2 separate regions of the Homo sapiens genome follow, and region 1 is linked to region 2. Evidence: chromatin loops called from intact Hi-C (ENCODE). Cell type or tissue: gastrocnemius medialis. All regions are shown on one strand. Links, peaks and the distances in the headings refer to the core of each region. The heading gives the core; the rest is flanking DNA.

Evidence for each region. Peaks named below come from ENCODE experiments on the same cell type or tissue, not always from the same donor. Only the 100,000 strongest peaks of a DNase experiment are listed, where the experiment ranks them.
Region 1: it touches region 2 in a loop (4-fold over the local background); 4 of 110 quality-filtered maps call a loop at or near these places.

Annotation. Positions count from the first base shown.
Region 1 is chr2:227,226,648-227,230,683 of GRCh38, reverse strand. All of the region lies in intron 1 of COL4A3 (collagen type IV alpha 3 chain), which reads right to left. MFF-DT (MFF divergent transcript) reads left to right here. Exons shown (of 14, transcript NR_102371.1): 11 at 2,052-2,203; 12 at 2,792-2,914. Among named protein-coding and RNA genes, the nearest start is that of COL4A3, 64 kb to the right of the region's middle. In gastrocnemius medialis, for the core only: no CTCF peak of the experiment used is centred there; DNase peaks (open chromatin) are centred at 2,413 and 3,273; H3K27ac peaks cover 3,053 bases.
Region 2 is chr2:227,162,220-227,167,525 of GRCh38, reverse strand. It overlaps COL4A4 (collagen type IV alpha 4 chain), which reads left to right and starts at 3,321. Exons shown (of 48, transcript NM_000092.5): 1 at 3,321-3,519. COL4A3 (collagen type IV alpha 3 chain) reads right to left here and starts at 2,902. Exons shown (of 52, transcript NM_000091.5): 1 at 2,713-2,902. The coding sequence starts at 2,799. RefSeq lists silencers at 2,669-2,848, 3,069-3,448 and enhancers at 3,719-3,818, 3,093-3,994. In gastrocnemius medialis, for the core only: no CTCF peak of the experiment used is centred there; DNase peaks (open chromatin) are centred at 2,335, 3,025 and 3,235; H3K4me3 peaks cover 2,435 bases; H3K27ac peaks cover 4,000 bases.

The sequences.
Region 1 (4,036 bases), core at 37-4,036, 64 kb before region 2:
AATTATTTAATTTAAAAGATACAGAGTCCATATTTTTATTCTCATTGATTTTAATCCATCTACATTGTTGGACCCATTTTTTTGAAACACTATGGTTACTTTAATAGTAATAACCCATTCATTACTATTCAACTGTTAAATCACATAAAAAACCAGGATGGCCAAAGGCTAACTATTAAGGAAGCATAACTAATGGATATTTCTTAAGCAACATTTTTATGATTTTTCTCCTTCCAGCAATAAATTACCCCATAGTTTCCTCATATCTTAATGGAATACAAAATCATTTGTCATGAACAGAAAGCTCTTAATAATAATATTATGGCTTTTAAACCCCCTCCTGCCATCAGGAAATGACCCGAGATTACATGATGTTTTAGCACTTTTGAATATTAAGTAGTTAAACTTGTGGAAATCATTCTTTTTCACAGTTGCATTTCTGTTTTACGGCCTTACTTAAAATGCAAAATAAACTTTCATTGTAGAGAATCCAAAAAGGTTTGGAATTCCAGAAATCACAGGCCATGTATGTATGGACCTACTGAATATATACGGACCCATCTATGTTGAGTCTACTCCCAGCATTGTAGCTACAAACTGGAGCTTTGGGAAATTTCTTTTTTTTTTTTTTTTGAGATGGAGTCTTGCTCTGTTGCCCAGGCTGGAGTGCAGTGGCACGGTCTCGGCTCACTGCAAGCTCCACCTCCCGAGTTCACGCCATTCTCCTGCCTCAGTCTCCCGAGTAGCTGGGACTATAGGCGCCCACCACCACGCCCAGCTAATTTTTTGTATTTTTTTTAGTAGACACAGGGTGTCACCCTGTTAGCCAGGATGGTCTCGATCTCCTGACCTCGTGATCCACTCACCTTGGCCTCCCACAGTGCTGGGATTACAGGCGTGAGCCACCGCGCCCGGCCGGGAAATTTCTTAATCCTTCCAGGTTCCCCCATCTGTCAAGGGAGATACTAGGATGTACCTTGCAGTGTTTTTGTAAGGAGTTGAGATGCTGTCACTAGCCTGCCTGGTACCCTGCACTCAATAAGGACTCAGTCACTGGGGGACTCCCCTTTCTCCTTTTCAAGATTCCAAGCCAAAGGACATCCACAACTATTGTTTGATCCTTTCTTCCATCAGTCTGCACTAGCCACCTTCCTCCCTGACATTTCCTCTTGAAGTCCCTTGTCCAGTGCCAAAGAACTGGTGTTGAATCTAAGAGCAAGGGTGAGAGACTGCTGTTATCTATCTCTAACAAACAATAAATGAATTAACTCATATTTGTTAATAGTATTATTAGAGTACACTGACTATATTGGTTGATTAACCAAATATCATTTGCCTAAGAGCACAGACACATTACAATGTTTTATTTAACAAAATATTGGTTAGAGACCCCAATGGTACTTGATGCTTATCCAAGAAAGGTGCCAGATCAAATATATTACACAAAGGCAGCAAGCCTTCCAGGAGTGCGGATCAATTGGGTCTCACACTCTTCTCTTGATCTCAATTCTCGCAGTGCCCGTGTGCCACCCATGTCTCACCTGCACATCGCTTTCTCTTATGAGGCAAAGTGGTACAGGGTGAAGGGCACCAGTTCCAGAGACGTACTTCCTGGGTCTAAATCCCAGCTCTGCCACCTCACCTCTGTGAGTCTAGGCAGTCTCAGGTGTCTCGGTTTCCACATCTGTGAAATGGGGTCAGATTGGTTAGCACAGGTAAGCCCTTAGAAGAGTTCATAGGATACACTGAGGGCTGTTACTGTAGGCTGTTACTAACTCATTGACTTGACATGGATCATTAGGTGCTCCTGAGTTGAGGGTTTATCACTTTCCCTAAACTGCAGGTGGGAACGGTGTCTCACAATTCCTTATATCCCCCTAGCACTGTAAACAATTATCTTTTTATCCTTAAAACTCATGAAGGATCTCATTAAACACATCCATTTTTATTGTTCGTTAAAAGGATCAGGAAATATGCACATGCATTTTTATTAATAGACCAGAACATAATTTCCAAATAATCTTGACTATTTCTCTCTCTACTGTCAACAGCCAGCATGCTCGTTCCTGTGCATGCTGGTGAAACAGACGTGGCCTGCCCTGCCTTTCTCCAATCTCTCTCCCGCAGCCCAGCCCAGCCCAGCCTGGTTTAATAGCAGGGGGAGTTGGCACCGTTCACAGCTGGTTAACACCCTACTGAGCAGGTCTGTTGATTTTGCATTATGATTACTGACCCTGCCAGTCCCTCTGCCCAGCCAATAGCCTGAGGGGAAAGTTTTTGTGTGTGAAAAGAAGAGCTGACCAAGTATAGCCAAACCGTGCCAGACAGACGCCACGAGCTGTCCTCTGCAGGGCCGCCTCTGCCCGTGTCTGCCTTAAGCAACCAACCATGTGCCCTGGCACCATGCCCTCCAGTGAAGAAGAATGACACCCATGGACTGCTTTGCGGGATGCCCCCGCCTGCCCCGCCCTGAAGCTGCTGTCACCACCCTTGGACATCAAAGAAATCTCACTGCAGCTGCCACTTCCTATCCCTCAACTCCCGTCCAGAGACACATCACTAGTCTAGACATGTAAGCCAGCCACCCGTTTTTGATTTTCTGGATGACAGCAAGCATACAGATTACTAACTCTGACAAAGACGGTGCAGTGAGGGCTCTCTGGTACATTTGAGAATAAATAATATGGTAAGAAAATTTTGCCCGTCTTATGCAATGCAGAGAATGGTAAGTATACCTATAATCATTAACTCCAGGTTCCTTTTTTTTTCTTTTCTTTTTACCCCCTAAAAGGTTTTGAATGCAGAAAGACTGAGAAAACTTCACTATTCATGTAAGAAAAATAGGCTCCACGGGATCCCTTGATCAGGATGGTGGTAGAGGAAATGAACTTCCATCAGCACTGTAATGATCTCAGTATGTTTTGAGCACTTTCAGTGCTGGCTGTCTCATATTATCTCATTATATCTTACAACAATTCTGTAAGGGAGGTACTGTTATAAGCTCCATCTAATAGATGAGAAACCTAGGATTTTGAGAGGCTAAGGATAGTAAGGAACATGGGGAGTGGGGATCTGAATTCAGGTGAGACAGTCTGACCCAGGGTCAGTCATATTCTCAGGTGCAGTGTTGCATTTCTTCTTCTTCTTTTTTTTTTTGAGATGGAGTCTTGCTCTGTCACCCAGACTGGAGTGCAGTGATGCAATATTGGCTGACTGCAACCTCTGCCTCCCAGGTTCAAATGATTCTCCAGTAGAGATGGGGTTTCACCATGTTGGCCAGGCTGGTCTCAAACTCCTGAGCTCAAGTGATCCACCCACCTCGGCCTCCCAAAGTGCTGGGATTACAGGCGTGAGCCAGCGTGCCCGGCCTGTATTTCATTATTGACGGGCTCTGCTGGCCACAAGGCACTGGGGGAGGAGGGGTATGTTTCTCCCCCTCTCACCCTATCACTGTGCCCCTCATGATGGGACGTAAAATCCCAGTGAAAAACATAACATAGTAGCTCATGAAATTAGCTGTATAATGCAGGACTTGGCAGACAGCAGCTTGCAGGACAAATCCAGCCCTCTGCCTGTTTCCATCCGGCCTATGAGCTAAGACTGGTTTTTATATTTTTCATGGTTGAAACAAAATTAAGAGAGAAATAACATTTTGTAATGTGAAAATTATATAAACTTTAAATCTCAATGTCCATAAGTTTGCATTTCATCAATACAAATGTTGTGGATATTTATTTTCTCTCTTGTTATATAGGTATCTGCATAGTAGCCTTCATTTTGCCTCTTGGCTTGCAAAGCCTAAAATATTTACTACGTGGCTCTTTATGGGAAAAGCTTGGTGATTCCTGGTACAAATTATCTTCATTATATTTTTTCTATGGCAATATAAAAATTGCATTAAAAATTAAGATAGAGGCCAGGTGCGGTGGCTCATGCCTATAATCTCAGCACTTTGGGAGGCCGAGGCAGGTAGATCACCTGAGGTCAGGAGTTCAAGGCCAGCCTGGCCAACTGGGGGAAACCCCGTCTCTACTAA
Region 2 (5,306 bases), core at 528-4,527:
TCCAGAAATCAAAGAAGGGGCTTTCTATACCTCCACTCCCAGGTCTATTGCCTGAGACAACAACAAGGTGCCGCCCTATTTCAAGTGGGTGAGCTGGGCCCTGACAGCTATAAAACCTGGGGATGCGCTGGGCAGCCAGCCTGGAACTGGATGCCTGTGCAAAGTAGCAGAGGTATTTAATTCTCGGCACATCAGTCCAAATTGTGTGGGTGGACAGTTCCACCCCGTCTAAACAAACTTAGCATGTAGAGTCAACACCGCTGCTATTTCCCTGTTTTGAGAAATGCTAAAGTAAAACTGAATAAATTGGAGCGAAACACATCCTTAACTGGAGTAGAACAAAAATAATAAAATATAATGGCTCCAAAGTTACATTTAGCTCTCACTTATACATTGTTTGGCCCACACTATGTTTTTGTAAAGTTTTGGCTTAGTTGCTAATATTTAGAATTTGAGAAGTTTCTAATAAAAACTGGATTCCCAACTTCTCTCTTGAAGTGATGCTGGCACAATTGGGCTTGAATTCTAGCATGCTAACAACTAGGTTCTGAAGAGTCTCTCTTACCCCATTGCCTTACTCCTTACTTCACCTGCTGGCCCCACTGGGGTTTCAACTCTCATTTTACACATGAGAAAACTGAGGCTCAGAGTGGTCAACAGCCTTGCCCAACAGCAGAGTTTCTCTGTGAAGGGAGCCATGTTGGTGCACATTGCCCGATTATCAGTGAACGTTGTGATTCCTTTTTCTACAAGATGAAGGCACATTTCATTATTTTACTGGCATATTTTCTCTCTAACCCAGCAGGTACACTGGAAATGATAATCCTGAAAACTTGTTAATGAAAGACTTACTTCAAGTGATGAGAAAAACAATACAAATGGATTAATTTCAGCAAGAAGTCACCAAGATTTGGCCAAACTCAAAACAGAAAAGTTTACATGTAAAAATAACAAAGGAATGTAACAACAGAATTGAAAATGGTATAACTAGAGTTTGCATGGTCCCCAAGCATTACTTTTTCAGGCTGATCCTCACATAAGTACAATTCTTCCACCCCTTCCCAATCTCATTCCTGTTCTTCTAAATTCAGAAACATGTGCAAACCCTGCTCTGGATCTCTTCTCCAGGCTTCCCCACAACACACATTTCCTTTAGGATTTTGCTTTTTTGGATTTATTTGTCCTGGTTAAAGCTGGTAGATAATCCCCACTGAGTTTTATCTATCATGCCTAGTAGCATTTAAATACCTGGTCTGGGAATTCCTAATGTATGCAAAGTGCATTTTTGTTAGAACCAGCTACACAAACAGATTACATAGATTACAAATGTCCTTTAGAATGTGAAACAGTGAATAATCTAAATGTAAACTGATAGGGAAATGGTTCAATTAACTTTGGCATATTGTGAAATACTGTGCAACAAAGCAAAAAGAAAAACAGGAGGATCTTAAATACTGACATGGACTGGTCTACAGGTTGCAAAGGAATACAGCACAGTATCATTTATGTTAAAAGGCCAACAAAAACATACATATATGTTTGTGGGTTCATATGTGTGTGTGTAAATTCATGGACAATGTTTGGAAAACTACATGAAATATGAAAGTGGTGAAAGTGGACACCTCTTGGAAGACAAGGAAATGGGGAGAGGTATGGGGGGTGTCAGAGAGGGCTTTAGTTTCACCTATAATGTCTGCAATGTCTTCATTTAATTTAAATAGGAAAAACATATAGAACCTATATGTGACCATAGGTTCTAAAATTCTTTTCATGTAACATATATAAATATTTATGTGACCGTTAATTTCCAATCATAATCTCAATGATAACATTTGTAAAAACATCTGCTCATCCTTGGAAATGAAATTTCCTATGCCACGTTATCACCCAAATCAACTTTTTAAAGTGTAAAAATAACAAGTATCTGAAAAGTTAAAGTTTACTTTCACAAGGTAAAATCAAGTGAGTCAACTCTAGGAGGCACAATCGTTTTGAGGACAATCAATTTCTATTTAATGGCAAAGAATAAGAAATATGGGATGGATTTAAATAAATCCAGTTTCACTCAAATTCCAAGTCAAAAATCAAATCAAAGTGTCAGATTGCTTAAATGATTCTAACCTGAGTTCGATTTCTAAGGTGCTCTTAATTTTTCAGTGATAGCATTTGCTTTTCCCAACAATAGCAAAGGAAAACTGGAGGGCAAGTTTTGCAAGGAAGAAACTGAGCCCCAGAGAGGTCAGGGTTTAGTGTGACGTCCCAGCTAGGAAGTGGCGGCTGGGACTCCCTGCAGGTGTCTCCTGCCAGCCCTCTGTGCGCTGGGCCAAGCTGCTTGATTTGATTCACCAGCGTGACACCGTGCATCTCCACATCCGGTGTTCTCACGTATCATCCCTGGCGATTATCTATGTGTCTATTTTTTAATTTACTGACCTCTGGAGGCCTGTCCCCGCCATCCCTGACTCCTAGGCACTGGACAAGCCCCCTCCTCGCCTCTTCCCCCAGCCCCGCGCATTCCACCTGTTCCGGGGCATCCCCGCTTGCTCCCTTCCGCTCGCTGCCTGTCCCGGGACCTGCGTGAAGCCCTCAGCCTCGCCACTAGCCCGGCAGCCGCTCCACTACCGCGCCGCTGCGGGTGGGGCCAGCGCGTCCCCCGGACGCGTGGAGGAGGGATGGAAGTGCGGGGGTGGGGGTCGCGCAGCCCCCACTCACCTTGCTGGCTGCGGGCGCCGCCGCCAGGAGCACCAGCAGGAGCGGCAGCAGGAGCACCTGCGGCCTGGGGGCGGTCCGGGCGCTCATGGTGGGCGCGCGCTCAGAGCCTGGGCGAGTCCGGGGACCCTCAGGCTCTCAGGCCACCGCGTCTCCTGCGCAGCGCGGCTCTGGGAGCCCGGCTGGAAAGCTCGCCTCGCCACTCGGCCGGGGCGGGTTTTGTAGGGCTCGGTCGCGCGGTTCGTCCCTCCCCACCCAGGCTTTTTGGTTGTGGCTTCAAGGGAGGGAAGACGTGGCTCAGGTCCCGCCCTCATACCCCCTCCCTCCCAACTTACCAGGCAGTGTCCCTTCTACCCGGGCATCGTGCCCAGGAGGCGAGAAAGGGCTGGGCGCCTGAGGGGCAGGTGGGCGCGGATCCAGGGTAAGGGGTTAAGGAGGTGATGCTCCCAAGGTCCGGGGGCCCAGGCGGGGAAGTGGGGTGCGGTCGGAGGTGGGGCGTTTGGGGGTGTGCGGTGGGGAGGTGGCTGCGCGGTGGGGAGGTGGCTGCGCAGGGTGGAGGGAGTGGCCAGCGGCCCTGCCCAGATTAAGCGGGAGGCGCGCCGGGCGTCTGCACTCGGGAGGCCCCGCTTGTTCCCCGCGCCCGCGGCGGTCCGCGTTCCCCGCCTCCAGCCCGCCTCCAACTTGCGGCCGCCGGGCTTGGCTGCGAGAGCGCCGCGAAGAGGCAGCGGGGCGCGGGTGGATTGGGGCTGGAGGTGCGCGTCCCGTGGGGTGGCAAGGCGGCAGCTCCTGGCGCTGCGGGCGTCCCCACAGGTAAGGCGCCCATAGGTGGGGCAACCGCTGTCCCGGGGCCCCGGCACCTGCCTGGGAGGGGCAGTGGAGGGAGCGTGGCATTCAAGGGGTGGTGGCGGGCCCAGCTGGGGAGTTGTGGCCCGGGGGTCACCAGAGGAGAGCGCGTCTGGCTCCTGGGCTTGTCTGCCTGGGCTTTAACTGGGTGCTGTGTGTTTTGATTAATTTGGAGGCTCGAGTTACCGGCCTGGCAGTCGGGGCACTCCAAAATGCCAAGAGAAAGAGGCAGCTGAGGAGAAAGAGAAAGCCCATCTTATTCTCCGCTGAGTTGAACTGCTTTTCAGGCCAAATCTTATCTGCGGAAATGCAGGGCAAAACAAGACTCAGCTCTGGTCAGGGTGCGCTCTTCCTGGGGGTGGCCTGCGATGCAAATGTGCCAGGGCACGGTCCTCCAGCCGGCTCTCGCCGTTTCCTGTGCTACGGACCACACTGGCTCTGGTAAAGCAATTAGACTGTTTCTCAGAAGAATGTTGTGAAATGCATAAAATACAATTAAATCAGAATCAGTTTTATTGGAATGCAATTATGGAAGTCCTCAAGTCGTGATATAGTAACTAACACAGGTGCATCATCATTATTGCATTAAATAGCTTGATTTAACAGCAGGCCGATTAAGCAACAGTAATGTCAAAGTAGTGATGTCTGCAAATGGTATTTTGAGATAATAGCCCAAACTGAAATGTGACATGAAAATACCGGTGGGTGCAAATTATCAAGAACTGCCAATACTACTGTGCTCTGTTGCCTGTGCTCATAAGGGAAGGACATGTTGAACTTCTGTGACATGTTACTAAAAGTAAAGATGCAACTTATTTTCCTATGTGAGTTTCCTATACAGATCACCTGAATTCCATCCTCAGGTTAAGAATCTTTGCTTTGGAACAGTGTTGCTGATATTTGCTGCAATTGGCTTCAGACACCAAGTATGATCATGCAGTTGGTCACTGATTTTAGGGAACCACTTGCTTGCAGTTAAATTTGGGATCTATTGGTATCTTAGAACTTTGTAGCCATGCAGGTAGGCAAAACCCTAACAGTGAATGAAGACACTCCTCCCATTCTTTTTATTTTGACTATAGCATGAATCTTACAGTCTTCTTTCTGTCTTTTATGCCAGTGATTCTCAACTATCGTTGTGCATTAGAATCTTTGGGAGGATAAAACAATGTTGCTACCCAGACCATTCCAAGCCAATTTTATCAGACTCTCTAGCTGTTTTAAAATTTCCTGTACATTCCCATGCACAATCAAGTATGAGAGCTCCTGTTTTCACGAACATGTGAAAATTTCACGCACATGTTGAATTAGGATATATTCTTAGTAGAATAATAAAAAGCACATATATTAAACTCTTCATTACAACTTGGGAACACTGCGGAATTTATGACCATATCGCAGATGTTGCTGTGTGGTATGCAGTAGCTTCTTTCCATTGGTAGGGAAGGTTCTTCTGGAAACTTCTGCCACTCTTGTGGAATGAAACGGTAGGTGTTCTGTTGATGAGGTGACAGTGTCCAAGAGTTCTGAGAGTCACATGATTATGTTTCACAAACTGACAGTATTTAATTTTAAAAAGTACAAACAAAAAAATCTCAATGCTAATGTTAAATGCTTCTCTTTGCCAAATTCCAGAAGATTCCTCAATTTGAATTTTAATTGCCTTTTCCTGAAACCAAGTCATTTTGTTGGAGGACTAGACTTGGTTTTATCAATTTTGGAACAGGAAGTAATAGTCAACTGCAAGTCATTTC